2 separate regions of the Homo sapiens genome follow, and region 1 is linked to region 2. The links are chromatin loops, found by intact Hi-C in ENCODE. Cell type or tissue: endothelial cell of umbilical vein. All regions are shown on one strand. Links, peaks and the distances in the headings refer to the core of each region. The heading gives the core; the rest is flanking DNA. Region 1 holds the start of LDLRAD2 (low density lipoprotein receptor class A domain containing 2). Region 2 overlaps USP48 (ubiquitin specific peptidase 48).

Region 1 (15,389 bases), core at 5,307-13,306, 110 kb after region 2:
CTCAACTTCCCAAAGCACTGAGATTGCAGGTGTGAGCCTCAGCACCTGGCCTTTTTTGCTTACTTTTTTTTTTTGGCTGCACACTTTTTGATTCTTTATGTGACAGCAACTGTATGGTATTTTCTCTATTTTTTTTTTTGCTAGATGGAGTCTTGCTCTGTTGCCCAGGGTGGAGTGCAGTGGAACGATCATAGCTCACTGCAGCCTTGAGCTCCTGGGCTCAAGCAACCTTCCTGCTGCAGCCTCCCAAGGAGCTGGGACTACAGATGCATACCACCACGCTTGGTTAATTTTTATGTTTTTTGTAGAGATGGGGTTTGGTCACTCTGTTGCCCAGGTTGGTCCCGAACTCCCAGCCTCAAGCGATCCTCCCACTTCCACCTCCCAAAGTGCTGGGATTACAAGCATGAACCACTGTGCCTGGGCAGTAGGATTGTTTTTGTTTTTGTTTTTGAGAGCGAGTCTTGCCCTGTTGCTCAGGCTGGAGTGCAATGGCGTGATCTCGGCTCACTGCAGCTTCCGTCTCCTGGGTTCAAACGATTCTCCTGCCTCAGCTTCCCGAGTTGCTGGGATTACAGGCACCTGCCACCACACCCAGATATTTTTTTTGTATTTTTAGTAGAGACAGGGTTTCATCGTGTTGGCCAGGCTGGTTTCAAACTCCTGACCTCGTGATCCGCTCGCCTTGGCCTCCCAAAGTGCTGGGATTATAGGTGTTAGCCACCGCGCCTGGCCAGGATATTTTTATAGCAGGACTGGAAAGATAATTCAGTCTTTCCTCTGCCATGATTGATCAAAATTAGTTTTTTTGTGTGTTTTTGTTTTTGTTTTTTTTTGTTTTTTGAGACGGAGTCTCGCTCTGTCGCCCAGGCTGGAGTGCAGTGGCGCGATCTTGGCTCACTGCAAGTTCTGCCTCCCAGGCTCACGCCATTCTCCTGCCTCAGCCTTCTGAGTAGCTGGGACTACAGGCGCCCGCCACCACACCTGGAGAATTTTTTTTATTTTTAGTGGAGACAGGGTTTCACCGTGTTAGCCAGGATGATCTCGATCTCCTGACCTCGTGATCCGCCCGCCTCGGCCTCTCATAGTACTGGGATTACAGGCGTGAGCCACTGTGCCCAGCCCAAAATTAGTTTTTTATTAGTGATAGTTTAGGAATTTTTTTCCTTCAGTTTTGTAATTCATTGTTGGTAAGATTATTTAACTCAATGATTGTTGTTAAATTTGGAGCAACTGCTATAAAATATCTTACTCATGTGAGCTGTGTATTTGGAAGGATTTTCCACACACTATTTCTGACTTCGTGCATTTCAAATTTTATTTCTTTTACAATGCCCTTGTACTCCTGGGGCTGGGCATCATATATTCTCTGAGTCAGCACCTTCAGATCACAACACTCAGGGAGACAGAACAATGGCATTAGGAATATTCCTGAATGCCATCTGGGGCACCTAGGAGTAATATAACTATACCCGCAAGGGGCCAGAATCCCATAAATATACTCACCCCCAGCCCTAAACCCAAATCAGCCTCTCCCTAGCCAGATTTCAAAACACCTGTGGCCACCTGATATGAAGCGAGGTGTGATGAAGGAGAGGTTGGGAGTGGAAAGAGAAAAAAGTCTGAACTAACTGTGGTTAAAATATCTTATGTTTGCAAAATTTTTATTTTAATTTATTTATTTTTACTTTTTTGAGACAGTCTCACTCTGTCGCCCAGGCTGGAGTGCAATGGCACAACCTCAGCTCACTGCAACCTCCGCCTCCTGGATTCAAGCAATTCTCCTGCCTCAGCTTCCCAGGTAGCTGGGAATCCAGGCACATACCACCACACCTGCTAATTTTTGTATTTTTAGTAGAGATGGGGTTTTACCATGTTGGCCAGGCTGGCCTCAAACTCCTGACCTCAGGTGGTCTGCCTGTCTTGGCCTCCCAAAGTGCTGGGTTTACAGGGTGTTACAGGGGTTACAGGGGTGAGCCACTGCACATGGCCTATTTTTATTTTTTTAATTTTTTATTTAATTAATTAATTGTTTTTGAGACAGAGTCTCGCTATATCACCCAGGTGGGAGTGCAATGGCTCAGTCTCAGTTTACTGCAACCTCCGCCTCCCGGGTTCAAGCAATTCTGCTGCCTCAGCCTCCCGAGTATCTGGGATTACAGGCGCCCACCACCACGCCCGGCTAATTTTTGTATTTTTAGTAGAGATGAGGTTTCACCATATTGGTCAGGCTGGTCTTGAACTCCTGACCTCAGGCAATCCACCTGCCTCGGCTTCCCAAAGTTCTGGGATTACAGGCGTGAGCCACCGCGCCTGGCCACGCCCAGCTAATTTTTGTATTTTTAGTAGAGATAGGTTTTCACCAGTTTGGCCAGGCTGGTTTTGAATTCCTGATCTCAGGTGATCCACTCACCTTGGCCTCCCAAAGTCCTGGGATTACAGGCGTAAGCCACCACTCCCAACCCTATTTGTATTTTTTAAAAATTTTATTTGGCTTGAGGCACAGTATCAAGAGGTCCTGAGAACATGTACCCCTCATGTTTGCAAAATTTTAAAAAATTATGGCAAGAAAATACATAACAGAGCTTACTATCTTAACCATTTTTTTCTGAGATGGATCGGCTCTGTTGCCTAGGCTGGAGTGCAGTGTCATGATCATAGCTCACTGTAACCTCAAGCTTCTGGGCTCAAGTGATCCTTCTGCCTTAGCCTCCTGAGTAGCTGTAGTATAGCTAAGAGTGTAGGCACCACCTAATTTTTTAATTTTAACTTTAATTTTTTGTAGAGACAGGGTTTCGCTATGTTGCCAGGTTGGTCTTTTTTGTTTTTGTTTTTGAGGCGGAGTCTCACTCTGTCGCCCAGGCTGGAGTGCAGTGGCTCGATCTCGGCTCACTGCAACTTCTGCCTCCTGGGTTCAAGAGATTCTCCTGCCTCAGCCTGCCGAGTAGCTGGGATTACAGGTGTGTGCCACCACGCCTGGCTAATTTTTTGTATTTTTTTGTAGAGATTGGGCTTCACCATGTTGGCCAGGCTGCTGTCGAACTCCTGACCTCAGGCAAAGTGCTGGGATTACAGGCCCAGGTTGGTCTTGAACTCCTGGTTTCAAGCGATCCTCTCACCTCAGGCTCCCAAAGTGTTGAGATTAAAGGTGTGAGCCTTGCACCTGGCCAGTCTTAGCCATTCTAAGTGTACAGTTCAGTAGTGTTAAGTATTTTCACAGTACTGTGCAACAGATCTCTAAAACATTTTCATCTTGCAAAACTGAAAGTTTATAACCATTCTTACTTTTGCAAATTTTATGAAGACATATAATCCCGGCCGGGCGCGGTGGCTCACTCCGGTAATCCCAGCACTCTGGGACGCCGAGGTGGGCGGATCACCTGAGGTCAGGAGTTCGAGACCAGCCTGACCAACATGGTGAAACCCCCATCTCTACTAAAAATAAAAAATTAGCTGGGTGTGGTGGCACACACCTGTAGTTCCAGCTACTCGGGAAGCTGAGGCAGGAGAATCTCTTGAACCCGGGAAGCAGAGGTTGCAGTGAGCTGATATCATGCCACTGCACTCCAGCCTGGGAGGTTGCAGTTAGCTGAGATCATGCCACTGCACTCCAGCCTGGGCAACAGAGTGAGACTCCATCTCAAAAAAAAAAAAAAACAAACAAAAGGTCGGGCGCGGTGGCTCACGCCTGTAATCCTAGCACTTTGGGAGGCTGAGGTGGGTGGATCACAAGGTCAGGAGATCAAGACCAGTCTGGCTAACACGGTGAAACCCCATCTGTACTAAAAATACAAAAAATTAGCCGGGCGTGATGGCGGGTGCCTGTAATCCCAGCTACTTGGGAGGCTGAGGCAGGAGAATGGCGTGAACCCGGGAGGCGGAGCTTGCAACAAACCAAGATTGCGCCACTGCACTGCAGCCTGGGCGACAGAGCAAGACTCAGTCTCAAAACAAAAACAAAAACAAAAACAAAACAAAACAAAAACCATATAATCCCATGCAGGTGATGAGTTCTGAAGTTTAAGCTTCAGTGGGCTTCATGATAAATTCATTCTTGCTGAGGGAAGATTTGAGTCTTTTTGGAGTTCCCCAAGGTACAGATTTGGACATCATACACTGTAGGAAATCAAGGTTGCATCAAATGACCGCTCCAGGAGGGAGAGCTGTTAGGGAATAATAGGTCCAGAGGTGTTTGTTTTGGGTTTTTTTTTTTTTTTATTTTATCGCCCAGGTTGGAGTGCAGTGGTGCAATCTCGGCTCACTGCAATCTCCGCCTCCCGGGTTCAAGCGATTATTGTGCCTCAGCCTCTGTGCCACAACGCCCGGCTAATATTTGTATTTATAGTAGAGATGGGGTTTCACCATGCTGGCCAGGCTGCTCTCGAATTCCCAACCTCAGGTGATCGCCTGCCTTGGCCTCCCAACGTGATGGGATTACAGGTGTGAGCCACTGTGCCCGGCCAGGTCCAGAGGTCTTAACCTTCTCATGGATTCCTGGGATTTTGAGGTGGTGTCTCAGGCACTGCCAATTTGGGCTGCTTAGCTCCTCCCCTCCCCCACACTTGAAACATCTGCTTAAATAATAACGATGACATTAATGATCATCATTCAAGCTGAAATACATTGGTTACTTTACTACATGATAGACACTATTCCAAGTACCCCACTTGTATTAAGTTACTTAATTCTTTTTTTTTTTTTTTTTTTGAGATGAAGTCTCACTCTGTTGCTCAAGCTGGAGTGCAGTGGCACAATCTCAGCTCACTGCAACCTCCACCTCCCGGATTCAAGCGATTCTCCTGCCTCAGCCTCCTGAGTAGCTGGGACTACAGGAATGCACCACCATGCCCGGCTAATTTTTTTTGTATTTTTAGTAGAGATGGGGTTTCACTATGTTGGCCAGGCTGGCCTTGAACTCCTGACCTTGTGATCCACCCACCTCTGCCTCCCAAAGTGCTGGGATTACAGGCATGAGCCACCAAGCCAGGCCAAGTTACTTAATTCTTACAATGCAACTATGTGGTTGGAATTAATCATTATCCCATTTTCCAGAGAAGGATGCCAGGGCTTGAAAAGCTTCAGTTTTATAGATAAAGGTTCCTTGTAACATACCTTTTGAAAAAAAATTGTTCTACTAATAACACGTTTTGAAAAAGTCTGAATTAGTCCAGGGTATTTATTTTACACATGGGAAAGTAAAATCCAGAAAAAGGGGTCATTTGTTCAATGCCACACACTTATTCTTTCATTATTTCCTGGGCGCCTGCCTTGTGCCAGTGACTGTGCTATGACATAAGGGTTCAGAGGTAAACAAGATACTCATGGAATATAATTTTAGTGGAGGCCAGTGGACAATATATACAAGAAGAAATGAATAGGCAAAATAATTCCAGACAGTGCTGGGATGATACATTTGAGATGTGATTGAGTGACAAAGAGAGAGAGTGTTAATTTAGTTGGAGAGGTGGTCAGGAGAGTGTGGTCTGTGGAGGTAACATGTGAGCCACAACCTGATGACCTGAAGAAGTCAGCCGTGCACTGCTATGGGGGGACAACACTCCAGACAGAGGGATCTATGAGTGCAAAGGCCCTGAGGCAGGAATGGCTTGTTAGTAATACAGCAGACTCCTGGTCCAGTGCTCCTTCTCTGCCTGCTGCTCTCTAGGCCCTCAGAGAGGCTCCTTTGGTGTCCTGGACCTCCCTCAAGCTCAGTCCCTAAGGGGCCAGCTGATCTAGGAAGGTAGCAGATCTGGCTTCCTGTGGGTCCTCCTCCCAGAAGCCCTATGGCTGAACCGGATCTGAGTTTCCTGGTTCCTGTCTGGCAGAAGGGGAGCAGATCTCCTCCCTGCCTCCTCTCCCCAGGCTCTAGCCCTTGCTCCAAATCTCCATGGCAACCCCTGGACACAGTTCTGAACCAAATGAAGAGGATCTGGAAGGCAAAGCACTAAGATCATAGTGAAGACTTGCCTCCCCCTTCTCCTTGTGTCCCACCAGCCTCCCTGCTGGCCTGACCAGGCCCCATACTCCAGTCTCCCCAGAGACCCCAAGCTGAAGATTCTGTGGGTCTGCCCCATTGCTGGGCACAGCAGAGCCTGGATGGAGGCTTGTTGTCTTCTGCAGTTGCCCCAAAGGTTGCTCTTGCTGGGGGCAGCCGCCCTGACTGCAACTGCTTTGGAGACAGGTAAGTATCAGGGGGCTTGGTTGGGGCACCCAGAAGACTTGGGCCCCCACCATCCTTAGAGACTATGTTTCCCCAGTCAGCACTCATCCTGCTGGGCTGAGACCTTTTGAGCTGGGGGAGGCTGGGAAACTGTGTCTGGTCTTGCTTGGCATCCCCAAATCCAACCCAAAGCCTTCTGGAAGGCTTGGATCTGCCAGTCACCTAGAAGCAGGAGTCTGGGAGTGGGCAGGACAGCCCTCAGGGCCTGCTTTGCAAAACTCTGTAGGCTTCGGATTCAGAGAAGCTGCATTTACACACTCTGCCACTTCTTATGTTTGTACCTTTGAGATCATTGTTTCAACTCTCTGAATTTCTTTGGCAGTAAAATGAAAATAATAGGCCCTTGCCCCTTAAGGGACTATGATTATTGGCATATAAGATGAGATAAGTCATGCAAGGCACTTCATAATACCTGGCACATAAAAGGTGCCAAATTCCCGGCTGGGCGCAGTGGCTCACGCCTGTAATCCCAGCACTCTGTGATGCCGAGGCGGGCGGATCATGAGGTCACGAGATCAAGACCATCCTGGCCAACATGGTGAAACCACATCTCTACTAAAAATACAAAAATTAGCTGGGCATGGTGGCATGTGCCTGTAATCCCAGCTACTTGGGAGGCTGAGGCAGGAGAATCGCTTGAACCAGGGAGTCGGAGGCTGCAGTGAGCCGAGATTGCGCCACTGCACTCCAGCCTGGCAACAGAGAGAGACTCCGTCTCAAAGAAATAAAAAAAAAAAAGGGTGCCCAATTCCCTTACTCTCTAAACTCCATGCCTGCCCTGTGTACCTTCAGGGTAGGCTCTGGCTTTAGCAGAGAAATACCAAATATTGGAAAGTGCTCCCACATCCTGAGCTCTGATGAAGGATTTTTTCCTCAAAGACCCACATCCTGGCTGGTCCTCAAGTACCCACTGGTCCCTATCTTGCACCAGAAAACCCACCTCCTCTTTCCTCTCTGTGCTTACAGAAATCAGGGCTACTTTGAGTACTTGCACATCTTCTCATTTAATCCTCACAACAACCCTGTACCAGTGAGGATGTTTTGGGCTGTAAGTAACAGATAACAAACTAAATGGGGCTTAAATGGTAGGATATTTGCTATTTCAGTTAAGAGTGGTCATAGGTGATTCCAGAGATGGTTAACTCAACGGCTCAACAATGTCACTGTTCCTCTGAAATGCTCTGACCTCATCTTTGCAAAATGGCTGCTGCAGCTCTGGACATCCCATCCTCATCCTCAGTCAGCAGCTTTCAAAAGCAGGAAGAAAAGGGGCTCCTTATCACACAGCTCTCCCCCTCCCCTTTTTTTTTTTTGGTGACGGAGTCTCGCTGTGTTACCCAGGCTGGAGTGCAGTGGCTTGATCTCAGCTCACTGCAACCTCCGCCTCCAGAGTTCACGCGATTCTCATCCTCAGCCTCTCGATTAGTTGGGATTACAGGTGCGCACCACCATGCCCGGCTAATTTTTTGTATTTTAGTAGAGATGGGGTTTCACCATGTTGGCCAGGCTGGTCTCGAACTCCTGACCTCAGGTGATCCACCTGCCTTGGCCTCCAAAGTGCTGGGATTACAGGCGTGAGCCACTGCGCTCGGCCCCGCATCTTAGGGTTTCGAATAAGGGATTGTAGATTTGAATTAAATTAAATTAAATCATTTAATCCTTACAATCATTCTGAGATTGATTAATCATCCCCATTTTACCGATGAGGAAAATGAGGCTCAGAGAGGGCGAGTAACTCGCTTGGGATCACACAGCGGGCAGGGGACAGAGTAGAGTTCGGGGTCGCGCCGCGCGGCTCCAGTTTCCGTGCCTTCCGCTGCAGCCGACCTGGCGGAACTGTGCGGGCAGACGTGGCAGGGGGACGGGCTGCTGCTGCGCTCGCACGCCGCATCGCGCAGGTTCTACTTCGTGGCTCCGGACACCGACTGCGGGCTCTGGGTGCAGGCGGCAGCCCCCGGCGACCGGATCCGCTTCCAGTTCCGCTTCTTCCTGGTCTACAGCCTGACCCCCGCGCCCCCGGCGCTCAACACCTCCTCCCCGGCCCCGGCCGACCCGTGCGCCCCCGGCTCCTACCTGCAGTTCTACGAGGGCCCGCCGGGGGCGCCCCGGCCCCTGGGGTCCCCACTGTGCGGCCTGAACATCCCGGTGCCTGTGGCATCCTCCGGACCCTTTCTAGGCCTGCGCCTGGTCACGAGAGGCCGCCAGCCCCGCGTGGACTTCGTGGGCGAAGTCACCTCTTTCCGTCTGGGTGAGCTGGGGCTGAAGGCCGGGACGGGACCCTCTGCAGAGGCCATGCGGGACTGGGGCCACAGTGGGGGCCCCGGTGAGGGCCGCTGCCGACAGGGGAATGGCAGGGGTGCCCGAAGCACAAGATGGCAGGGACTGGGTCCAACGGGAGGGAAGAAGGTGGTGGCTAGTGGCAGAGTCACAATAAGGGACCTCCCGGATCCTAAGAGCCAACCATATAAATCTGGCTACCATGGATGTGTGCGTCAGACTGTCCTACCAGCCCCAGTGCGCACACACATCCACACACATCCACACACAACTTCCTCCCCACACACATTCACACACAACTCCCACACGTTCACACCTCACACTCTGACATCCACACCCATGTCACATACGCACAACCCACGCACCTCATCGCCCCCACACACTCCACACTCATGCCTCTCACTGCAGCACACGCCTCACACTGCACACTCACCATCACACACCTCATATGCACACAGTACCGCCTTGCACACTTACACACAGCTCACATGCTCTCATGCCACATGCTGGCTGCTCTGCGCTGGGTCAGCCCTTCAGATGTTTGCAGAAGGGTGTGCTTAGGACTCGCCAGGCCTGTAGGCAGCAGAAACCAACTCAAGCCAGGAAAGGGCCCTCTTGGAACTGAAATTAATAATACTCGCCCAACTGGGCGCCGTGGCTTTCGCCTGTAATCCCAGCACTTTGGGAGGCCAAGTCATGAGGATCACTTGAGCTCAGGAATTCAAGACCAGCCTGGGTGACAGAGAGAGACCTGCCTAAAACAACAACAAAAAATAATTTAAAAAATATAATAATTAAAAAATAATAAAATTAATAACAGTACTTGCCCCATAGGGGTATTGTGAGGCCTCAATGGGCCAGGATGTGTAGTATTTACGGCTGTGCATGGCACAGAAGAGGAAGTCAGTACATGTTAGCTGCCATCCTCCACCCTCCTCCCCATGAAACACTCATCCATGTTCTCATCTGCATGCATGAGGGCAGCTCTCTCCTGCCCACACCCCCACACTGTCACCATGGGGGCCACACATCCTGCTGTGTCGTGGGCTGGACCGGAATCCTCACCTCAGGCTTCTGCTTCTGGCCTCAGGACCTTGTGGTGCCTACTTCCGCTGCCAGAATGGCAGGTGCATCCCCTCAAGCCTCGTGTGTGACCCCTGGGGCATGGACAACTGTGGCGATGGCAGTGACCAGGGCTCCTGGTCACCAGCTGACTGCAGAGGTCAGTGCGGGGTGTGGACTGGGCCCTACTGAACAGCTGGAGGGAAGCCTGGCCCTAACTCCCCTTCCCTAGGGCAGGGCCCCGATGGGGAGGCAGGAGAGAGGAAAGCGGAAGTGTGGAATCGGCTTAGGCCAAGGGCTGGAGGGGCAGAGCAGTCAGGGCCAGAACTATGCTGCAGATGATCTCATCCGGCGGATTCCAAATGATGCTTTAGTGGTGGAAACTTTTGCTAAATGGGACCTGGCATGGAGGCCCAAGACATTCAAAGGAGATATCCTCTGCTTAACTGGATGGTGGGCCTGGGGCCCTGGCTGCCTGATGTCTCTCTGAGGGCCCTGAGTGTCACCCTCAAGACATACTTTGAAAACCATCAATCCAGTCTGATTCCCACACTTTACAGATCAGGAAACTGAGGCCTAGAGAGAAGTGACTTGCCCAAGGTCATAAAGCCAGTGAGTAAAATGAGCAGGAATGATCTCTGTAGACAGGGGAGTGGGATAGGAGGGCTAGGGTTGGTGGAAGGGACCAGAACAAATCACCCAGGAATAACCTTCCTGGGGATCTAAAGATGTCCCACCTGCCCACCACACCCAATTAGGAGTGGGATGGAGGTAGGGCTGCCATGTACAGTTGAACAGGGGTGAAATGCAGTTTCCCAGAACCCCACACACTTACCTTCCCCATCCCCCGCTCAGCCTTTTTTGCAGGTTCCTGGTCATTTCCCTGATGCTGTATGCTTTGTGCCATGAGACCCAGGTCCTATGTCCCCTTGTCCTCCATCCAGGCTCATTCCCTTGTGGGTCTCATTTATATCGTATCACCTGTGGGACTTGTCTTTGAACTTCAGCCACATAACCTCCTCCCTGCTCAGCATCTCTGCGTGGATGTATAGGCGAAATCTCAAACTTAACTTGCCCCATACTGGACTCCTTGTCCACAGCCCTCCCTGCATCCTGCTTCCCTCTCGCTGAGCAGCGACTTCACATTCCAGCTGCCCAGGCCTCACTGAGTCATCTTTTACTCCCCGCTTAACCCATAGCCTATAACCCATAACCAAGCCAGTGACAAGTCCTTTGAAAGCTCTCCAGACTCTGACCCTTCTCACACCTGCTCTGCCATCACCTGGTCTGAGCCACCACCAGCTCTCGTCTGGGTTGTTCTAATAACTTCTGAACTGGTCTCCCTCCTTCTGTCCTTTGCCTCTGACAACACAGGAAGAAGGAAGCCTGGGGGAGCCTTCTTTTTCTTTTTCTTTTTTTCAAATGAACTTACTTATTTATTGTTTTGAGATAGGTTCTCATTCTGTTATCCAGGCTGGAGTGCAGTGGCGCCATCTCGGCTCACTGCAACCTCTGCTTCCTGGGCTCAGGTGATCCTCCCACCTCAGCCCCCAGAGTAGCTGGGACCACACATGCACCACCATGCCCAGCTAATTTTTGTGTTTTCTGTAGAGATGAGGTCTCACTGTATTGCAAGGGCTAGTCTCGAACTCCTGGACTCAAGATCTTCCCACCTTGGCCTCCCAAAGTGCTGGGATTGCATGAACTTCATTTTTTAGGGCAGTTTTAGATTTACAAAAAAATTGAGAAGATAGTACAGAAAATTCTCATATACCCAGCACTCAGTTTGGGTGCTATTACTGACATTTTACATTAGTATGAGACATTTGTTTTAATTAATGAAGTAATATTATTAACTAAAGTCCACAGTTTGTTCAGTTTTCCCTAGTTTTTACCTCATGTCCTTTTTCTGTCCCGGGATCCCACTCAGCATCTCATGTTACATTTATTTATTTATTTATTTTATTACTTTTTTTCAGATAGAGTCTTGCTCTGTCGCCTAGGCTAGACAGACTGCAGTGGCGTGATCTCGGCTCACTGCAACCTCTGCCTCCCTGGTTCAAGCGATTCTCCTGCCTCAGCCTCCGGTGTAGCTGGGATTACAGGTGCACACCACCACGCTCAGCTAATTTTTGTATTTTTAGTAGAGACGGGATTTCTCCATGTTGGACAGGCTGGTCTCAAACTCCTGACCTCAAGTGATCCACCCGCCTTGGCCTCCCAAAGTGCTGGGATTACAGGTGCACACCACCACGCTCAGCTAATTTTTGTATTTTTAGTAGAGACGGGATTTCTCCATGTTGGACAGGCTGGTCTCAAACTCCTGACCTCAAGTGATCCACCCGCCTTGGCCTCCCAAAGTGCTGGGATTACAGGCGTGAGCCTCCGCACCCGGCCTCATGTTACATTCATTAATAGTCATCATGCCTCTTTAGGCTCCCCTTGGCTGTGGCAGTTTCTCAGGATTTCCTTGTTTTTAATGATCTTGACAGTTGTGAGTACTGCTCAGGGATTTTGTAGGATGCCCCACTATTGGGATTTATTTGATACTTTTCTCATGAAAAGACTAGAGTTACAGTTCACAGAGGTGAAATGCCATCTTCATCACATCACATCACACCAAACATGACTTTGGTGTTGGGTGTTTGGTGTTGGACGGTGGTTGACGCTGACCTTGACCGCCTGGCTGATGTCTGCCTCATTTCTCCACCGTTACTTTTGGTCCCATCTTTCCCCACTGTATTCTTGGGAAGTCACTATGTATAGCCCACTTGAGTGGGGAGTTATGCTTCCCCGCCAGAGGTACCTTTTAAAACAGTAAATCAGGTTATGTCACTATCCTGCTCAAAACCCTCATCACATTCAGCAAAGGCAAAGCCTCGCCCGGGCTCAAAGGCCCTGCACGATCTGGCCCTGCCCCTTCTTTCCTGGCCTCGCCTCTTCCTTCCTGGCCCCGCCCCCCGCCCCACCCCTCCCTGGCCCCGCCTCCTCCCTGCCCCACCCCCTCCCTGGCCCCGCCTCCCCTCCACACTCCAGCTTTGTTCTGGCCTTTGCAGTAGCTGTGTCCTCTACCAGAAGACTTTTCTTCTGAGATCTGCATTGCAAGCTCGTTCCTTTGCTTCCTGGTGGGTCTCTTTAAGTTCTTCCCTGACTCCTTTATATAAAAATAGCAACCCTGGCCAGGTGCGGTGGCTCACGCCTGTAATCCCAGCACTTTGGGAGGCCGAGGTGGGCGGATCACCTGTAGTCGGGAGTTCGAGACCAACCTGACCAACATGGAGAAACCCCATCTGTACTAAAAATACAAAATTAGCTGGGCGTGGTGGCATATGCCTGTAGTCCCAGCTACTTGGGAGGCTAAGGCAGGAGAATCACTTGAACCCGGGAGGCATAGGTTGCGGTGAGCCGAGATCGCACGGTTGCACTCCAGCTTGAGCAACAAGAGCGAAACTGTCTCAAAAAAAAAGTTATTATTAGTAACTTATTATTATATTCTAATATGTATATTAGATATGCTTCCTGTACAGCCTGCAGAACTGAGACAATTAAACCTCTTTTCTTTATAAATTACCTTTATAAATTTATAAATTTATAAATTACCTTTCTTTATAAATTTATAAGAAAATTATAAATTTTCTTTATAAGCATATACATATGTATATTAGAATAGTCAAAATCACAGAGACAGGAAGTAGAGCCATGGTCACTAGGGGCTGGGGGGGTGGGGACAAGGAGGATATGGAGTTAATGGAATTGACGGAGTTGATGGAGTTTCCGTTTGGGCAGATACAAAGTTCTGGAGATGGATGGCGGTGATGGCTGCACAATGTGAGTGCGTATTAGTCCATTCTCGCATTGCTATAAAAAAACACCTGAGACTGGGTACTTTATAAAGAAAAGAGGTTTAATTATCTCACAGTTCTGCAGGCTATACAGGAAGCATGATGCTGGCATCTGCTCAGCTTCAGGGGATGCCTCAAGAAACTTACAATCTTGGCAGAAGGCGAGGGGAGCAGGCACAGCCAGAGTAGGAGCAAGAGAGAGTGAGTGGGGAGGCACTGCACACTTTTAAACAACCAGATCTTGAGAGAACTCACTATCTTGAGAACAGCACCAAACGGATGGTGCTAAACTATTCATGAGAAATCCACCCCCATGATCTAATCACTTCCTACCAGGCCCCACCTCCAACACTGGGAATTACAATTTGACCTGAGATTTGGGTGGGAACACAGATCCAAACTCTATCAGAATATATTTAATGCCACTGAACTGTACCCCTAACCATGGTTAAATGGTAAACGTTATGTGCTTTGCCACAGTAAGAAAAGCGGCAGCCCGCTGGGCGCGGTGGCTCACGCCTGTAATCCCAGCACTTTGGGAGGCAGAGGCGGGAGGATCACGAGGTCAGGAGATCGAGACCACAGTGAAACCCCGTCTCTACTAAAAATACAAAAAATTAGCTGGGCGCAGTGGCGGGCACCTGTAGTCCCGGCTACTCGGGAGGCTGAGGCAGGAGAATGGCGTGAACCCGGAAGGCGGAGCTTGCAGTGAGCCGAGATCCTGCCACTGCACTCCAGCCTGGGCGACAGAGCGAGACTCCGTCTCAAAAAAAAAAAAAAAAAAAGAAAAGAAAAGAAAAGCGGCAGCCCTGCCCCCACCAACATGCGTAATTTTTCTCACTAGCATCTATCTCCTTTAGACATAAATTCTATTCATGTGTTTTGTTTCTCCCCACACTAAACTCCCAGTGCCATGAAGACATATTTGTCATGTGCTCATGGTTGTATCCCCCAGTTGCTAGAGCCATGCCTGGGGGCATAGGAGATGCTCAAGAAATACTAGTCAAATGAATGGAAGAAGGAACCTCTATGCCTCAGTTTCCTTATCTGTGAAATGGGGATAAACCTCACCCTTCAGAGTTGTTGTAAACTGTGAGTGGCATACATAGGTAACGGGCCCAGCACAGAGTGTGGTGCTTGATGCACAGAAAATGCTCATGGCCGGGCATGGTGGCTCACGCCTGGAATCCCAGCATTTTGGGAGGCTGAGGCAGGTGGATTGCTTGAGCTCAGGAGTCGAGACCAGCTTGGGCAACATAGTGAGATCCCGTCTCTACAAAAAATAGAAAAATTAGCCAGGCATGGTGGCACGTGCTGGTAGTCCCAGCTACTCGGGAGGCTGAGGTAGGAGGATCACTTGAGCCTGGGAGGCAGAAGTTGCAGTGAGTGGTGATTGCGCCACTGGACTCCAGCCTGGGCGACAGAGTGAGACCCTGCCTCAATGCTCAGTACATGTACACCCTCTTCCTTGGGAAGTAGCTCCACTCATAGACCTTAGGCCCTGGAGCCAGACCATGTGAGTTCAAGTCCTCCTATCACTTCCAGCTAATTGAACTCGGCAAGTGACAACCTCTCTGTAAAATGGAAACACAGAGTGACAAACTCAGGGAAGTCTTGTGAGGATTGAATGAAACACACAAGTGTCCCAGAAAGGGCAGTTCTCAGTGTGCTAGTTCTGTTCTTTCCCATGCAGGTCCCTCTCCGGTGCCCAGCCAGACAGGAAGTACAGATGCCCATACCTCCAGATCCCTGACTCCCTCCCCAGCTCTCGGGTCTGCAGGATCCCTCTGGATTGCAGCTGAGAGGAGTTCCCCAGCAGGCAGGGACCCCACGAGACAAGACGCAGCTTTGGAAGGTTACACCTTGCTCCTACTCTTCCCACCAAAATCATACCTGTCCCTCTCTAGGTGATGGGGACGGGGCAGAGGACCCAGGCCGAGGCCTGAGTGGACTTTCTCTTCCCACAGGCCCCCAGCTCTGAGGGGTGG
Region 2 (16,483 bases), core at 4,709-12,708:
GATACCAAGAAATAACAGTATCATGAAACCATTTCATAATGCCTGCACTACAGCCGTGGAACTGATTTGTAAAGCAATGCATGCTTTGAGGGGGATGGAGAGGACATATCTAAAATAAATCTATATAACAATTTGGAAAACATCAAGGTAAAGATAATTTTAAAACTCTATCAAGGCCGGGCGCGGTGGCTCACGCCTGTAATCTCAGCACTTTGGGAGGCTGAGGCGGGTGGAAAACGAGGTAAGGAGTTCAAGACCAGCCTGGCCAAGATGGTGAAACCCTGTCTCTACTAAAAATACAAAAATTAGCTGGGTGTGGTGGCACGCACCTGTAATCCCAGCTACTCAGGAGGCTGAGGCAGAGAACTGCTTGAACCCGGTAGGCGGAGGTTGCAGTGAGCCAAGATGGCACCACTGCACTCCAGCCTGGGTGACAGAGTGAGGCTCTGTCTCACCAAAAAAAAAAAAAAAAAAAAAAAAAAAAAAAAAAACCCCCTCTATCTATCAAATAGATTTATCTGCCACCAAAAATACTGTGACAGCCTAGTGAATAAGCAATCACTAATCGCTAATAATAAGCTGCCTTTTATCTCCCATTAAATTTCACAGCAGTTCCTGGTAACAGCCTCCAATACCTATTAAGTGGTCAAAGAAAAGCATACAGCACAATAAAGTGAGAGAACAGTTATCCTGGCACAACCTCAACATGTGACAAATTAAGTGGTTCCCAGCGTTTCTCATTATTGGAAAGCTATTGCAGAACCAGCCCAAGTTTCCAGAACCCAAAATTCACTTTCATCTTCACAAAAAGATTTTTGGCTATTTTGAAAACTTTAAGTCTTCTGGAAAAAAACACAGATACATACATATATGTAAATACAGGTGGAAAGCAGGAATTCATAAAGGCCCTTTTAAGTCCAGAGCAAACTTGAACAAATGTTTCCCTCACCTGAATTTTCAATTCTTTTAACGTCTGATTAGCAGAAACGAGAAGTGCTTTCTCACCACGAACTTTTCTATGTCGCATACTTCGGCGAATAACTTGCTTTTGATAGGCTATATAATTTTGATGGGATATCTTTTGCCGCTTTGTTCCACCATTGCTCTATAATGAAGATTGGAAATGAAGAAAGCACTGAAATTAACCACAATGTGACCCTTGCTCATGAAGTTTTTCAGGTAAACAAAAGCTGTTTCCTTATTGGTCCCTTAACTATTTGAAATTCAATGTAAACAATGAGTAGAAACTAACGAGACTTTCTTAGCAGGCTCACATAAAATTGATAAAAGAAAATAATGAGTAATACACACCTCTAAGTGCATGTAAGCAGTTTAAATGTTTGTTACAAGAGACATTTAAGGTTTGGTGAGGAGGCTCCCACCTATAATCCCAGGAGTTCAAGACCAGCCTAGGCAACATATTAAGACCCATCTCAACCAAAAATTAGCCAGGCGTGGTGGCATGAGCCTGTAGTCCCAGCTACTTGGAGGCTGAGGCAGGAGGATCATTTGAGCCCAGTGGTTCCAGGCTGCAGTGAGCTACAATCGCACCACTGGACTCCAGTCTGCTGACAGAGTGAGACTCTGTCTCTTTTATAAAAAAGACCTTACATCAGAAAAACATAATAAACTGAAAATCTTGAGGATTACAAAACTTAGTTCATGAACAACCTGAATTTTAAACATTTTCTTCTCTTCTTGAGAATGACATGGAAACTAAGTATAAACTGTTGTGAATTTAAAAATAAAATATGGAACATTAATAAAAAAAAATCAAACTTAGTTTGACTAAAAACAAGACTTTACCACTTGTCCTAATGGCAAAATATACAGACTCACTCATAAAATATTCTTGCAAAAATGTTATACTGGAATGTAATCAAACATTTACGCCCACCTTTCAATTTACAGAAATTGGAATATAGGGGATATATAAATAAATTAAAATAAGTAACATAAAGAAGCAATCAGCCAAATACAGAACATGGAACAATCTAAAAGAAATCAAACTGGTCCAAGTTCAATGTCAAGAAGGCAAAGAGCCTGGCATGGTGGCTCACGCCTGTAATCCCAACACTCTGGGAGGCCGAAGTGGGCAGATCACCTGAGGTCAGGAGTTCGAGACCAGCCTGACTAAAATGGAGAAACCCCCCTCTCTACTAAAAATGCAAAATTAGCCGGGCATGGTGGCTCATGCCTGTAATCCCAGCTACTAGGGGGCCAAGGCAGGAGAACTGCTTGAACCTGGGAGGCGGAGGCTGCGGTGAGCCGAGATTGCGCCACTGCACTCCAGCCTGGGCAACAAGAGCGAAACTCTGTCTCAAAAAGAGAAGAAGAAGGGAAAGAAAGCGGGTGCGGAGACAGAGTAACTGTTCCAAATTCTAAGTCTAAAGTGATACAAACAACACATATCCTAATTACATACTGATTTGAGAGGAAAAAACTGTTCAAGACATATCTGAGTATGGGTATTAGAGGACATTAGGGAGTTTTCGTTAGTTTTCTTATTTATGAGCACATTATTAGTATTAGGTAGGACACTGTCTTTATTTTTAGAGGGGAAATGTCATGATGGCCATGACTACCTAAAGGTGCTGTAAAAAGGATGCCCCTGGGTGTGCATGATACATGCGGTACCAGTCAAGAAAAAAATAGATGAGGACCAAATGTCCTCTACAGTACTCCTATAAATCCCTCATCAAGAGGTTAATGATCAGAGGTTAATGATCAAGATTCTTTTGCTTTTTGTACCAAAGGTGGTGGTGGTGGCCGGTGGGGGCGGTGGGGGATGGGGGGTGAGTGAGAGGCGCAGGGGAGATTCTTCTGCTAACCAGGCCAGGGAATAAAAGAAGCAGGATTTTTAAGAAAATCTTTTCCCCTGGTTTAATTAAATCTGGATGAGGTAACCTCAAGGCCCTGGCTCTGGTTTCCACAGTCGTCACTGAATGTCAGCCGTGTATAAGCAAAGTGGTTTAACGGTCATTATAGACACAGATGCCACATACTCATTACTCATGGGCTCCACAGTTTACAAAGCAGAAGGTGATCAAGACCCAAACACAGAAGAGCATTTGTTCAGGGTGCCGACCACTGGCGAGACACTGCCTGAGGATAGTTTAGCTCTAGCCCTGAATCTACATAGGCAACTGAGTGATTCTAAGATTCACGAGAAAAAGTTAAGTGCACATGTGAGTTAAAAAGAAAAAAAAAAAATGAAACCCGATGAAACATTTTTCTCAGTCTCGACTGTTGAAAGAAAAGGTCAGGCCAGGCGTGGTGGCTCATGCCTGTAATCCCAGCACTTTGGGAGGCCAAGGTGGGCGGATCACAAGGTCAGGAGATTGAGACCATCCTGGCTAACATGGTGAAACCCCGTCTCTACTAAAAATACAAAAAATTAGCCGGGCTTGGTGGTGGGCGCCTGTAGTCCCAGCTACTTGGGAGGCTGAGGCAGGAGAATGGCGTGAACCCGGGAGGCAGAGCTTGCAGTGAGCTGAGATTGCACCACTGCACTCCAGCCTGGGCAACAGGGCAAGACTCCATCTCAAAAAAAAAAAAAAAGAAAGAAAAGAAAAGGTCAAATTGAACCCAAATTCTACAATCAGGAATATAAAGAAAAATAACTACATCAACATATAATTTTATTTTAGAAGTACAAAACACAACCAAAAACCAAAACCCTGAGCATCAAGCAAGACAGATTTTTTAATAACTCTGATTTTAAATGGATCTAAAGGCTTTTCCTGGAATTATTTCTTTCTTAATCTGGAGAATTTAAATCCAACTTAACTGACAAAAAAACCCAGCCCACTGGTTTTAGAAGGCTTTCAATTACCTAAGTGATACCCAATACCGAGTATATTATTAACCTAAATTTTTAGATGAAGTCAAAGGAGTTGGGTTGATCTAGCTTAGAGAAAAGAGGAAAAGGGATTTGTTTATCTCCACTAAGGACAAGCAGAAATGCATCATTTTTTATTACAGGGATTTAAAGCAGCAATTACAGAAGCTATCTTTGTACTGAGATATGTGATGAGGAGGGTGACATTTTGAAAATGCTGAACATTTTTCAGGGACTATCTATTCTTTTCCAAAGAGGAAGGTTACACTTGAGATTTTTTGTGAGCCAAAAATTTTTTGTGAGAAAGCAAAATGTAAAACATTTTAGAGTATTACAATATCCAAAGAAGGAAAAGGAAGACAGAAGAAAATTATAAAGTATAAAAAATAATTACAGTATAAAAAGCAATGTTCCCCAACATTCTCTATCATATTTATAAACGTGAAATCTGTTGTCATCCACAACTAAGGAGAGTGATTCCACATACACTTTGAAAAAATTGCTGTGGTCATGACCACAATGAATAAAACTAGACCACCAAAAAAAAGTTAGCTTTCTAAAATCTAAATCACTTGAAAATGTAGATAGTTTCTAAATAACTCTTAGGGTGAAAAGCAAAGCTTAAAATAACAAACTAAAGACAGTAAGAACATTGTGTCAAGTTTAACAAACTAATTTACAAAGTTAACCAGAGAACAGATAATTAGTGACAGCAGGCAATAAAAGATTTGATTCCCCCATCCTGGATATCACGGTGAAACCCCGTCTCTACTAAAAAATACAAAAAATTAGCTGGGCGTGGTGGCGGGCGCCTGTAGTCCCCGTTACTGGGGAGCCTGAGGCAGGAGAATGGCTTGAACCTCGGAGGCGGAGCTTGCAGTGAGCCGAGATGGCACCACTGCACTCCAGCCTGGACGACAGAGCAATACTTGGTCTCAAAATAAAAAAATTTGATTCCCAACTGATTATTAAGCCATACTACCAAGTGATAATAACTAAAACATACGGTACTGCCAGCCAAACAGACAAAAGAGAATGGAGTCCTGAATCGGGATGGATATGTACACCCATACACCCAAATGCATGTACATGCACAGAGTCTTGCTCTGTCGCCCAAGCTGGAGTGCAGTGGCACAATCTCGGCTCACTGCAACCTCCACCTCCCAGGTTGAAGCAATTCTCATACCTCAGCCTCCCCAGTACCTGGGATTACAGGCCCACACCACCACACCTAATTTTTTTTTTTTTTTTTTTTTTTTGAGGCTGAGTCTTGCTCTGCCGCCCAGGCTGGAGTGCAGTGGCGAGATCACGGCTCACCGCAAGCTCCGCCTCCTGGGTTCACGCCATTCTCCTGCCTCAGCCTCTCGAGTAGCTGGGACTACAGGTGCCCGCCACCACGCCCGGCTAATTTTTTGTATTTTTAGTAGAGACAGGGTTTCACTGTGTTAGCCAGGATGGTCTCAATCTCCTGACCTCGTGATCTGCCCGCCTCAGCCTCCCAAAGTGCTGGAATTACAGGCATGAGCCACCGTGCCTGGCCTAATTTTTGTATTTTTATTTATTTATTTATTTTTGAGACGGAGTCTCGCTCTGTCACCCAGGCTGGAGTGCAGTGGCGTGATCTCAGCTCACTGCAAGTTCTGCCTCCTGGGTTCATGCCATTCTTCTGCCTCAGCCTCCTGAGTAGCTGGGACTACAAGTGCCCGCCACCACGCCCGGCTAATTTTTTTTGTATTTTTAGTAGAGACGGGTTTCACTATGTTGGCCAGGCTGGTGTCGAACTCTTAACCTCAAGTGATCCACCCGCCTCGGCCTTCCAAAATGCTGGAATTACAGGCGTGAGCCACTGCGCCTGGCCACACACACACACACACACTTTTAATATATCAACTGAAAAGCACACAATCGAGTTTGCACAAATGTGGCTCGAAAGATGGCTTGTATAGACCACAGAGATGTCCCCGCCACAGAGATGGGGACATGAAAACAGAGTTGACAACAGGGTAAAGGGCGGCAGCAAAGTCATGTCTGCAAACGCTTGTGGAGACATATTAGTAGAGTCAACTAATATGTCTCCACAAGCGTTTGCAGACATGACTTTGCTGCCCTTCTTTACCCTGTTCCTTATGCCAAGGAGCACAAGATGTATATATGCACACAGAGTTTAATAAGGGCATCACTTACTATAGAAAAATATCCCCTTTAAACTGAAAACCTGCATTCTCATCAAGTGTACAGATTTGGTTAGCACTGAAGCAAAGGGCCCTCCAGTGTTGACTGACTGAAATACAGACTGGGAAGGACAACTTAAAGAGTGGCTGATCACTGTCACAAACTGCATGATTTTGCTTCTTCACAGGTGTTTTGAGGTTATTTTATGAGCGCCAATAAGCCACGGAAAACAAATGCTGACATCCCTTTACACCGGTTGGGAAACCACAAGTAACATTTATTTTGGGCACACCAAGATTCAAATCAAGACGGCTTTTCAGACTCTCTCAATCAATGTTAAAAATGAAGTAACAGTATCAACATGCAGACAGGCCAACAAGCCCAGATACCTCTGCCCTGTCACAGATATTGCAGATGGCTATTGTAACACTTTCATTCTTTCAGGGAGAACACCATCCACAATTTCACTACACTATTTTAGTAGTAAAGAAAGAAAACAAACATCTCATCTGTTAAAAATAAAACTTTGAGTAGAAAATCCATGAGTTTAAAGTACAAAATATCCTCCAATGTGGGGGTCTGACTTTTTGAGAAGCTGAAACTTATCTCCACCTACATCAACCATATTCCCACGATTTCCTGTTCTCAAAAGACAATTTATGGGCCGGATGCGGTGGCTCACGCCTATAATCCCAGCACTTTGGAAGGCCAAGGCGGGAGGATCATGACATCAGGAGTTCAAGACCAGCCTAGGTGAAACCCCGTCTCCATTAAAGATACAAAAAATTAGCCAGGAGTGGTGGCGCATGCCTGTAATCCCAGCTACTTGGGAGGCTGAGGCAGGAGAATCACTTGAACCTGGGAGGTGGAGGTTGCAGCGAGCCGAGATTGTGCCACTGTACTCCAGCCTGGTTGACAAGGCTAGGATCCATCTCAAAAAAAAAAAAAAAAAAAAGGCCGGGTGCGGTGGCTCCTGCCTGTAATCTCAGCACTTTGGGAGGCTGCGGTGGGCGGATCACGAGGTCAGGAGTTCGAGACCAGCCTGGCCAACACAGTGAAACCCCGTCTCTACTAAAAATATAAAAAATTAGCCGGGTGTGGTGGTGGGCGCCTATAATCCCAGCTACTTAGGAGGCTGGGGCAGGAGAATCATTTAAACCCAGGAGGCGGACATTGTGGTGAGCTGAGATAGTGCCATTGCACTCCAGCACAGGCAACAGTGCGAGACTCCATCTCAAAAAAAAAAAAAAAAGAAAAAAAAAGAACCAATATCCCATACAGGGTACAGAGACATGGCCAGGGGCTTCGAGTGGCTGCTCTATAAGAACAGCAGAAAGTATAACAATGAAAAGCAGCTTCAACACATACTTGATTAAAATCTGGATCTTTTTCTCCATCTGGTTTAGCTTCTTCCTTGTCCTCCTCTGTTTCAGAACTACTCACATTCAGTTCCGGAGCCGAATCCTTCATCACCTGAATGTGCCAGGACAACAAAGAGAAGTAGGTCAGACCCTAGGAAGGCAGGCTATGGAGGATGTGGGGGCTGGGACCGGCAACCTTTATCAAGACGAGGAACACCTTTATCATGGTGGGATTATAGACTGGAGAGTGGATCAAGAATCAAGCCTTCACGGTTTTCTATGCTCTTTTAACATGTTAGTTTTTTACCCTATGACTTATTCTTGTAGTATTTAATGTGCTCACCATACATTTAAGAGGTCTCTGCAGAGCAGTTATTATTATCAGTCTTGTACAATGATGTTATTTTGCAGAAGTTCGAAGGTGCTTGACACCTTCCCGAGCACACTGATTGCCAAGCCTTTTCAAGTTCTCAAACTATTCAAGTGGCAGGAGTTACATGCTCTTTAAGAATTGAGAAAACGAAAGATGGAAGAAGCGCTCTCTTGCAAACACTATGAAATACTCTTATTAAACTGAATAATGAAACTACATCTAAATTGGATAATATTTTATACCAGAGAACAAAAGATTTAAGAAAATTTTACAGGGAGAAACAGAGACATTTATACTCATTAACTTCATTTTCTCGGCAAATTAGGAAATGAAGGCCTTAGTTTATTTAGCTTGTAAAGCAGAACCCTTGGCCTCCAGGGCATAATTATAAGTTACCCTTCTAAAAAATGTGTTTGGAAACAAGCATCAAATAAAATGTATTCCATTTTGTCTTTAATCCCAGAAAGCATGGAATTAAATAAATTAATAAGATATCTAGAGATATGGGTCAGGATCTACCCAAGAGCCATCCCTAATATAATAAAAATGCTTGGAAATCCAATCCAAGCAAGTATTAACACCTCCACTTCCCAAACATATCCAATCAATTTCACCTATCCTTGCAGGTCAATGGAAGAGGCTCTAACTGACCTCTCTTATTTCTGTTATGCCCTCACAGCAATTCCAAACACTATAGCCAGGGTGATTTTTTTTAAACTATAAATCAGATCATATCATGACCTTGCTTGAAACTCTCCAGGGGCTTATATCTACACTGGGAATAAACCCAAATCCTTGGTATGATGTATAAAACCTGATAGTGTATGGTCGTTCATTCCATATCATGATCCCTTCTTGGAATAAATTTCATTCTAGACCAGCAATAGCCACTAGGGTAGCCATTAGCCACATGTAGCTATTTAATTTTAAATCAACTAAAACTAAATTCCTCAGTCACGCTAGCCACATCGAATGCTCCACAGCCACACATGGCCAGTGACTACTGCAGTGCGCAGCACAGATACAGAACCTAGAACCTGTCTATCACCACAGGAAGCTCTATTGGACAGCACTGTTCTAGGTGCAATGGTTTTCACTCTGTTGCATAAGCACATTAGGCTTATCCTTTTGACCTTTGTTTCCTTTGTCTGGAAAACACTTCCCAGGCTGCATCCCTGACAGTGAGGGCTTGGGTAAAAACAACTTCTCCAAGACGCCTCTCCTGTCTACTCCCTGTCTCACACTAACCTCCACTTGACCCTGCTAAAGTTCCTTCAAAACAATCATTTCTGTGTGAAATCATATGAATTTATACTTTATTCCTGATCTTCCTCACTAGGTGCCTATAATTTTGAGAGAAGGTATTATACCTGCCTTCTTTATCACTGTATCCCCAGCACCTGGACCATTCCTGGAACACAGCTGACATTCAGTAAATATCTATGCATCAATTAATAACAAACTAAATTCTCATATAATCACATAACTGTTCATTTTCAATTATTGTCCAATTTCAATTCTGATGCCAAACAGCTCTGAAGGAACAAAAATGCAGTCCTAGGCAGACCCTCAGTGCAAATACAACAGCAAATCAAGCCAAAGAGCACGCTTGATCATTACTAGTCATTGCCACAAGAGGGACCAGTACCTTTTTATTATCCACAACTTTATGGACATAGATGGTGGCTTGAGTGTATTCACGCAGGTCCCTCTGCTGCTGACACAATAAGCCTTCTCTGCATTCTGGACAGAGTTCTTTGGGGGAAAAAAAAAAAGGGAAAACAGAAGTGGCTGAGGAATCATTGTTAAAGAATCAAAGATCTAAAAACATATGTCAAAGTTACTAGTGAATATTCATTAAACTCTTAGTAACATTTTCTTTTTTTGAGACAAGGTTTTGCTGTGTCACCCAGGCTGGGGTACAGTGGTATGAACATAGCTCACTGTAGCCTCAAGCTTCTGGGCTCAAGCCATGCTCCTGACTCAGCCTCTCAGCGAGTAGCTCAAGACTACAGATATGTGCTACATTTTTATTATTTTGTAGAGAGAAGGTCTTGTTATGTTGCTCAGGCTGGTCTGAAACTCCTGGCCTTAAGCAATCCTTCCACCCTAGTCTCTCAAAGTATTAGGATTATAGGTATGAGCTAGTGTGCTGGCCCAAACTCTTAATAATATTTTCTATTAACCACTATATTCTATTACATGCAAATGATAAGGAAATCCATTTACTGTCCATAAATAAACGTACAAATAATGGGATGATTATAATGAGAGTTTCCACCTAGGGAGTTGGGACCGCCGCATGATCTTTAACTTTAAGCAGACAACACTGACACACCCTTTCTTCTTAAAATGTCAGCTCTTAACTATAGAAACCGAAAGCAATATGAAAACTTACTGGGCTCAGAAATATACTGTGTTTCTGAAGGGTTTACATCTCCCACTTCAATTCTCGTGATTTTAATTACATGATCCACAACAAAGAGCTTTTGTATCATTTGCCACTCACTGGGCCATATGAGAGCTATACTGTGCAAAAAAAAAACACAACATGCCTTAAGACACATGGAAATTAAGAGAATTAACATAATCCATTAGTCTGCTAAACCAAAACCATTAACACTAACATTTAATCCAAAGGAATTAGAGAGAAAAGATACGTATCATCAACAAAGAATAGTTTTTCATACAAAGGAATGTTACCACAGCAGCGAAACTAAATGGACTGAAATTACATGAATCAACATGGTTAGATCTCAAAAACATAATTGAGTAAAATAAGTTAGTTGCAGAAGTATAAATACAGTATGGTGCCATTTATATAAAAAGTTTTAAATATGCAAGACATTATGTGCGTGCATTTTTTTTTTTTACAGAATACTTTCTGAGACAGATAAACTCTAAATTCAGTACAGTGGTTAGTGTGAGAGGAAGGGTGGGAGAAAGAGAAGTAGCAACAGAAGGATAAGCACTGTGGGGCCTTTAATCATATTTGAACCATTTAACTTTTAAACTGAATGGTAACACACATTTGCTTACTGGTGTATTTTCCTGGAAGTCTGACATTTGCAATAACAACGACAGGAAGAAAGGGAGGGAGGAAAGAGAAGAGAGATGCACAGCGAGAGTGAGAGAGCAACAGGGAAGGCGGGATGCAGAGAGGGAGGGAGAGAAAGAGGAGGGAGAAAATGTAGAGAATATATAAACTTTGAACTCCCTTAAATGATGTTAAAGTACTGAAATATGAATAATAAAACTCTAGCTTAACCCCAAGGGCATTTTTATTTATGTGTTCCAATTTCCTTTTCCTGATTTTCTGACAATGTTGGAAGCATTCTACCTTCTCGTATATCACGATTTTTGGTAAAATCGGGAGAAATTCACAGATGAACACCTCTGGAAGTACTTGAAGCATGGAATAAAATTTGGGTTCTAAGACCCTAGAATTCCAGATGACCAGTGCAGTGGCTTTGCTCTGCCACCCTGCTAGCCTCCTCCTTTAATTGTCTGAAGCCTGGCCATGGCAGAACAAAACCTATAACCAAGACCATGTTGATTCTGTGATTCTGGAAAAGAGGTCTCAGCACTGGTCACCAGCAGCGGGGGAAGAGAAAGGGTGGCTGTGTTGTCTTCAAGAGGGACAAGGAAAGAGCAAAAAGACAAATAGCCTCGGGCAGCCTCTTGTCTTTCCTGGAGAAGCAGTCTTCTTCTCTTTTAAAAGGGGAAAAAAAAACCCCACAATTCAGCAAAGGACTAAATTCTTAAAACAGACTATGTCAGATGAGAAATTTCCTAAACATATTTTATTAATCATCAAAAAGAGAAAAGAAGAAAAAAAAATCACATGAAGAGAAGGAACTCACAGTTTAGAATCTTCTTTGGTCATGGAAGCAAATGTAAACATGAGGCCCCCGTGGGGACACAAAAGAGCACTGTTCCCAACTGATGACACAGGGCTGCATCTTGTAGGCTTTCTACTCAAATGAGACAAGGAGGAGAAATATACCTAATTACTGCATGACGAAAGAGAAGATTTTAAAATAATTATTTCAAAATCAGAGATATATTTAAGAAAATATTAGTAATTCAATGTGTTTCTTAGGCTTATTCATTTAATTAATAGAAAAGAAAGCTTTCAGTGTATGCTGGTGAAAGTAACCATGAAGGAAGGGTACAACAAACAGAATCCACGATATCTTAAAAAATACCAGAGTCAACCAAATCAGTAACAATAAAGGAAATAAAACATATTTTGTTTCTACCTAACAAATTTCCGCCACTCTTCTACAAAGAACTGAGACACGATGTAGAGGACATCCGTATCCTAGAACACAAAAATCACAAAACAGTATCCGTCAATTCACCGCCTGCTTAACACAAATTCCTTATAATATACTTTGGTTGTCCTTATTCAAGTTTTATAAATAAAATGAAAACACAGTCCTCTACCAAAAAATAGCAGGCTGGAGTAAATCCCCTGGTTAGATAACTAAACAAATGAGAATATGAGAAGTTCTGGGTTGTTCTGAAATAGCTCACTGGGAATTTGGCAAGGGCTTTAAAAAGAAAAGATGCATTCTTTCTTTTGTGGGAATCATTATACCTCTGGCCAGTTACTGAGACACGGTCTGTTTTTATCCTGGAACAAATTTGGGAGAGAAGTCTTTTGCTCGTTTGCAATCATCTTATGTAAGGCTTCATTTTCTTCCCCTTCTCTTTCTAAAATCTGAAAGAGAATGAAGCAATCAACTGTCTCCTGCTGACAGCACATGACCTGCCTCCTCCCTACACCCCCGTCAGAAGTACAGTGTTAATTCCCCTGGGAAGTCAACCCAGGGAGGTGGCATGCCATTTCCCCAGATGTCAGTAGCGTTCAGTACCTTGCACTGTGAACAGCACTCTTTGTAACTTGGAAACTCAGGAGCCTTTGGAAAGTACTGCTGCAGTTTGCTCCAAGCCTCTTTAGAAACAAGCCTTCTTTCATTTTCAGATATGCATAACTCACCTGAGTTTAAAAAAATATATTTGGAAAAAAAAAAAACAGCTGAAAAAAAGTCATTATCTATTTCCTATTTCTTAAACTTAAGAAAAATCCACAGGTACGCTTTTCTTGCTTTGCTAAAGTTTGGTATTTCTAGCTCTCTTTTCTTGTTTTCAAAAACTTCTGAATTTCCGATTTCATTTTAATTCTAAAGGAGGTAGCCATTAACCTCAATTTTACGTCCTTAATCTAGGTCTGTGATTGAAAAAAAAATCATGAGATAAAAACAAACGTACAAAGCTAAAACCGTGCATTTTCTTTCTCCTTGCAAGGAAGGAAGTAGTCAAAAATGGGATTCCAGGAGTCCTGGGACCTCTGTGCCATGGCAAGCGCTGCTTAACAAAATTACATCTACTCCCACACTCAAAGGTTATCATTTCCTGCAGACTTTATTGCCTCCCATTTGACTAATCTTGAAATCACACTGCATTAAAATAATATTTTGTAAGCTGTGTCCAGCCATCACAAGACCACTGCCTTAAGTTATCAATTCAAAGTTATCAATTCAAACAGAAGATAAAGCAATCTACTGCTCAATCTGAAAACCATCTCCAGTCAAGCACCAACTTCTTTGCTATTTGCAATTTATTTTGAAGATCCCCTTCAATCTTCAAAAATCCCAGAAGATATAAAAAAATAATACTAGTCACCGCCACCCTGCCAGGACCTTTCTCCTCTGGCTCTACTTGTGGTTATACTTACTGTTGTTTCAGCTGTTCCCAAGCAGTAAGTTAGTGAACTTCACTTATCTACCCATATCGGTCATTACCCAGAAAACTATCTTTAAATTTCTAAAGTCATATGTTTGTTTCTGCACCCATTGGCAAGGTACCTACAGATTTATTAAGAGTAATAAAGCCATGAGCTTTCTAAATACATACTACACTTTCCATAATAAATGAATTTAGAAAGATGAATATAACCAGGCAGAGTACAGCTAGTGAGTAATAAAGCTGGGATACGAAACCAGGTCTATAGGCCAGGCACAGAGGCTTGCTCCTGTAATCCCCAGCACTTTCGGAGGCTGAAGCAGGTGGATCACTTGTCAGGAGTTTGAGACCAGCCTGGCCAACATGATGAAACCCTGCGTCTACTAAAAATACCAACATCAGCCAGGTATGGTGGTGCTTGCCTGTAGTCCCAGCTACTCCAGAGGCTGAGGCAAGAGGACTCCTTGAGCCTAGGAGGCAGAGGTGGCAGTGAGCCAAGATAACCACCATTGCACTCTGGCCTGGGCAACAGAGAGAGACGCCATCTCAAAAAAACAAAACAAAACAACACAAAACAAAACAAACAAAACAAAACTAGGTCTGAGGCTGGGCTTGGTGGTTCACACTTGTAAGCCCAGCACTTTGGGAGGCTGAGGGGAGCAGATCACGAGGTCAGGAGTTTGAAACCAGCCTGGCCAACATGGCGAAACCCCGTCTCTACTCAAAATACAAAAATTAGCCAGGTGTGTGGCAGGCACCTGTAATCTCAGCTACTCAGGAGGCTGAGGCAGAAGAATCGTTTGAATGCAAGAGGCAGAGGTTGCAGTGAGCCAAGATTGTGCCATTCCACTCCAGCCTGGGCGAGGAGCAAGACTCTGTCTCAAAAAACAAAAACAAACAAACAAACAAACAAACAAACCCAGGTCTATAGCTCATTCGAACCCCATAATATATTTTAAAATTTATTTATTTATTTAATAGAAAACAGGCCGGGGGCAGTGGCTCACGCCTGTAATCCCAGCACTTTAGGAGGCTGAGGTGAGTGGATCACAAGGTCAGGAGTTCAAGACCAGCTTGACCAAAATGGTGAAACCCTGTCTCTACTAAAAATACAAAACAAATTGGCCGGGAGTGGTGGTGTGCACCTGTAATTGCAGCTACATGGGAGGCTGAGGCAGGAGAATCGCTTGAACCCGGGAGGCAGAGGTTGCAGTGAGCCAAGATCGCACCATTGTAATCCAGCCTGGGTGACAGAGCAAGACTCCGTCTCAAAAAAAAAAAAAAAAAAGAAAGAAAAGAAAAGAAAAGAAAAGAAAACAGAGTCTCATTCTGTCCCCTGGGCTGGAGTACAGTGGCACGATCATAGCTCACTGCAGCCTCGACCTCCTGGGCTCAAGCGATCCTCCTGCCTTAGCCTCCTGAGTAGTCTGGCTAACAGGCATGAGCCACCATGCCCGCCTAATATTTTATTTTGTAGAGAGGGAGTCTCTCGAACTTCTGGTTTTAAGCAACCGTCCTACCTCAGCCTCCAGAAATGCTGGGATTATAAGCATGAGCCACTATGCCTGGTCCCTATAATTTATAATACCTCAGAATGCAACTTAACTTCTACCCCTCACCTCTTCTGGATCTTTGAATAATCCCCAAAAGATTATTTTGCTTTAACAGACTTGTTACCAGAGAAATGGGGTCAGAATGTAAACATGTATTTCCTTCTGGGTGGGCTGTTAATTTAAATTTCCCGTGAGTCTATGAAAACTTATTCTAACGTGCCCATCCTCAGACACAATTAGGGAATTTATTTTTAAAAATGAAAGAAAAAGGTTAATTGGATTATCAAACCTTAACTTAGTAAGTCCTTATGTGAAATACAACGTAACCATAAAAAAGATTAAGGTAGATTTCCATGACCTGATTTGGAAAGAACTCCACGGCAACTACAATATTTAAATGGTTTCCTTTTTATGCTTTAAAAAAAAAAAAAGAGAGCTTCTTTGTGTGTGGTATAACCCCATGTGGTTATGAGGAAACAATAATGGGAATGCACACACAAACTTTACTATTAAATGAGCAGAGGAGACCACAGACACTGTGGGTGCACGGCTTCATTCTGATGTGGGGGTACTTTTAGGTAGTGACTGGCTTTTAAGTGGGATGAGTGTTTTTCATATGACAAGGAAAGAACAACCCAAATTCATTTCTGAGATCAGAATAATATTAAATAGTCATTTTACTGTAGTCTAGTTGGTAATAAAAATATATAGTCCTTCACTCTACTTGTTAGCTGAGTTTCTAAATATAATTTCCTATTATTCTAATAATTACTACCATAGTAGTTGTTAATATATCATTAATATTAACTATGAATATTAATACAATTAATTAAATTAATGTAATGAATGATAATGAAGTAAATATACTTGAATATTGTCTATGACCTCAAAATAGTTAAATAAATTTGGGTTGCTCTTTTCACTGGGACACATAAATTGTTAGAAATTAAACTTGTATCCTGCAATGAAACATGTTATTTCTTAAATTTTAAGAGAAAGCCAATCAACTAAATCCATTCTATGAGCAATACCTCCCAAAACAAGATCAAAGCAGTCAAGAGAGATTCAATTCAGTAAACATAACTAGAATATCTAAAACTCAAAGATTCTTTGGTAAAAAGAGAAATCTAGTTAACAATGAATTTAGATACTGGATAAATGACCCTCAACCCCTCACCCTCAATCTAGTTCAAACTGTATATAATACTTTGGGCCTCAGGACATCTCAAGAAGTACTTTCAAAATAACAAAACAAAACACAGCCCATCGTCTAAGCAAACTAGGTGTAATAAACAAGGTAAGCTATAGGAAGGTTATTCACTTAAAGGAATAAAAAGTAAAATGGGTAAGAAAGCTTGATATATATAATATCTGTATTATAAAGCTTGTTATATAATATCTGCAACAAATACTGAACTCTAGGATAGTAAAT

Evidence for each region. Peaks named below come from ENCODE experiments on the same cell type or tissue, not always from the same donor. Only the 100,000 strongest peaks of a DNase experiment are listed, where the experiment ranks them.
Region 1: a loop joins it to region 2, with 4 times the contacts of the local background. A loop is called at or near these places in 2 of 110 quality-filtered maps.

What each region holds. Positions count from the first base shown.
Region 1 is chr1:21,806,356-21,821,744 of GRCh38, forward strand. LDLRAD2 (low density lipoprotein receptor class A domain containing 2) reads left to right here and starts at 5,910. Exons shown (of 5, transcript NM_001013693.3): 1 at 5,910-6,181; 2 at 8,043-8,468; 3 at 9,588-9,719; 4 at 15,095-15,256. The coding sequence starts at 6,097. RefSeq lists silencers at 4,396-4,546, 8,275-8,394 and enhancers at 5,701-5,995, 15,268-15,389. In endothelial cell of umbilical vein, for the core only: a CTCF peak has its summit at 8,318 (motif pointing right); DNase peaks (open chromatin) are centred at 9,836, 10,666 and 12,522.
Region 2 is chr1:21,694,117-21,710,599 of GRCh38, forward strand. It overlaps USP48 (ubiquitin specific peptidase 48), which reads right to left. Exons shown (of 27, transcript NM_032236.8): 16 at 12,628-12,752; 17 at 12,351-12,473; 18 at 12,010-12,071; 19 at 11,611-11,721; 20 at 10,146-10,276; 21 at 9,396-9,502; 22 at 7,382-7,486; 23 at 950-1,105. Among named protein-coding and RNA genes, the nearest start is that of RAP1GAP, 33 kb to the left of the region's middle. In endothelial cell of umbilical vein, for the core only: a CTCF peak has its summit at 9,405 (motif pointing right); a DNase peak (open chromatin) is centred at 9,395; H3K27ac peaks cover 489 bases.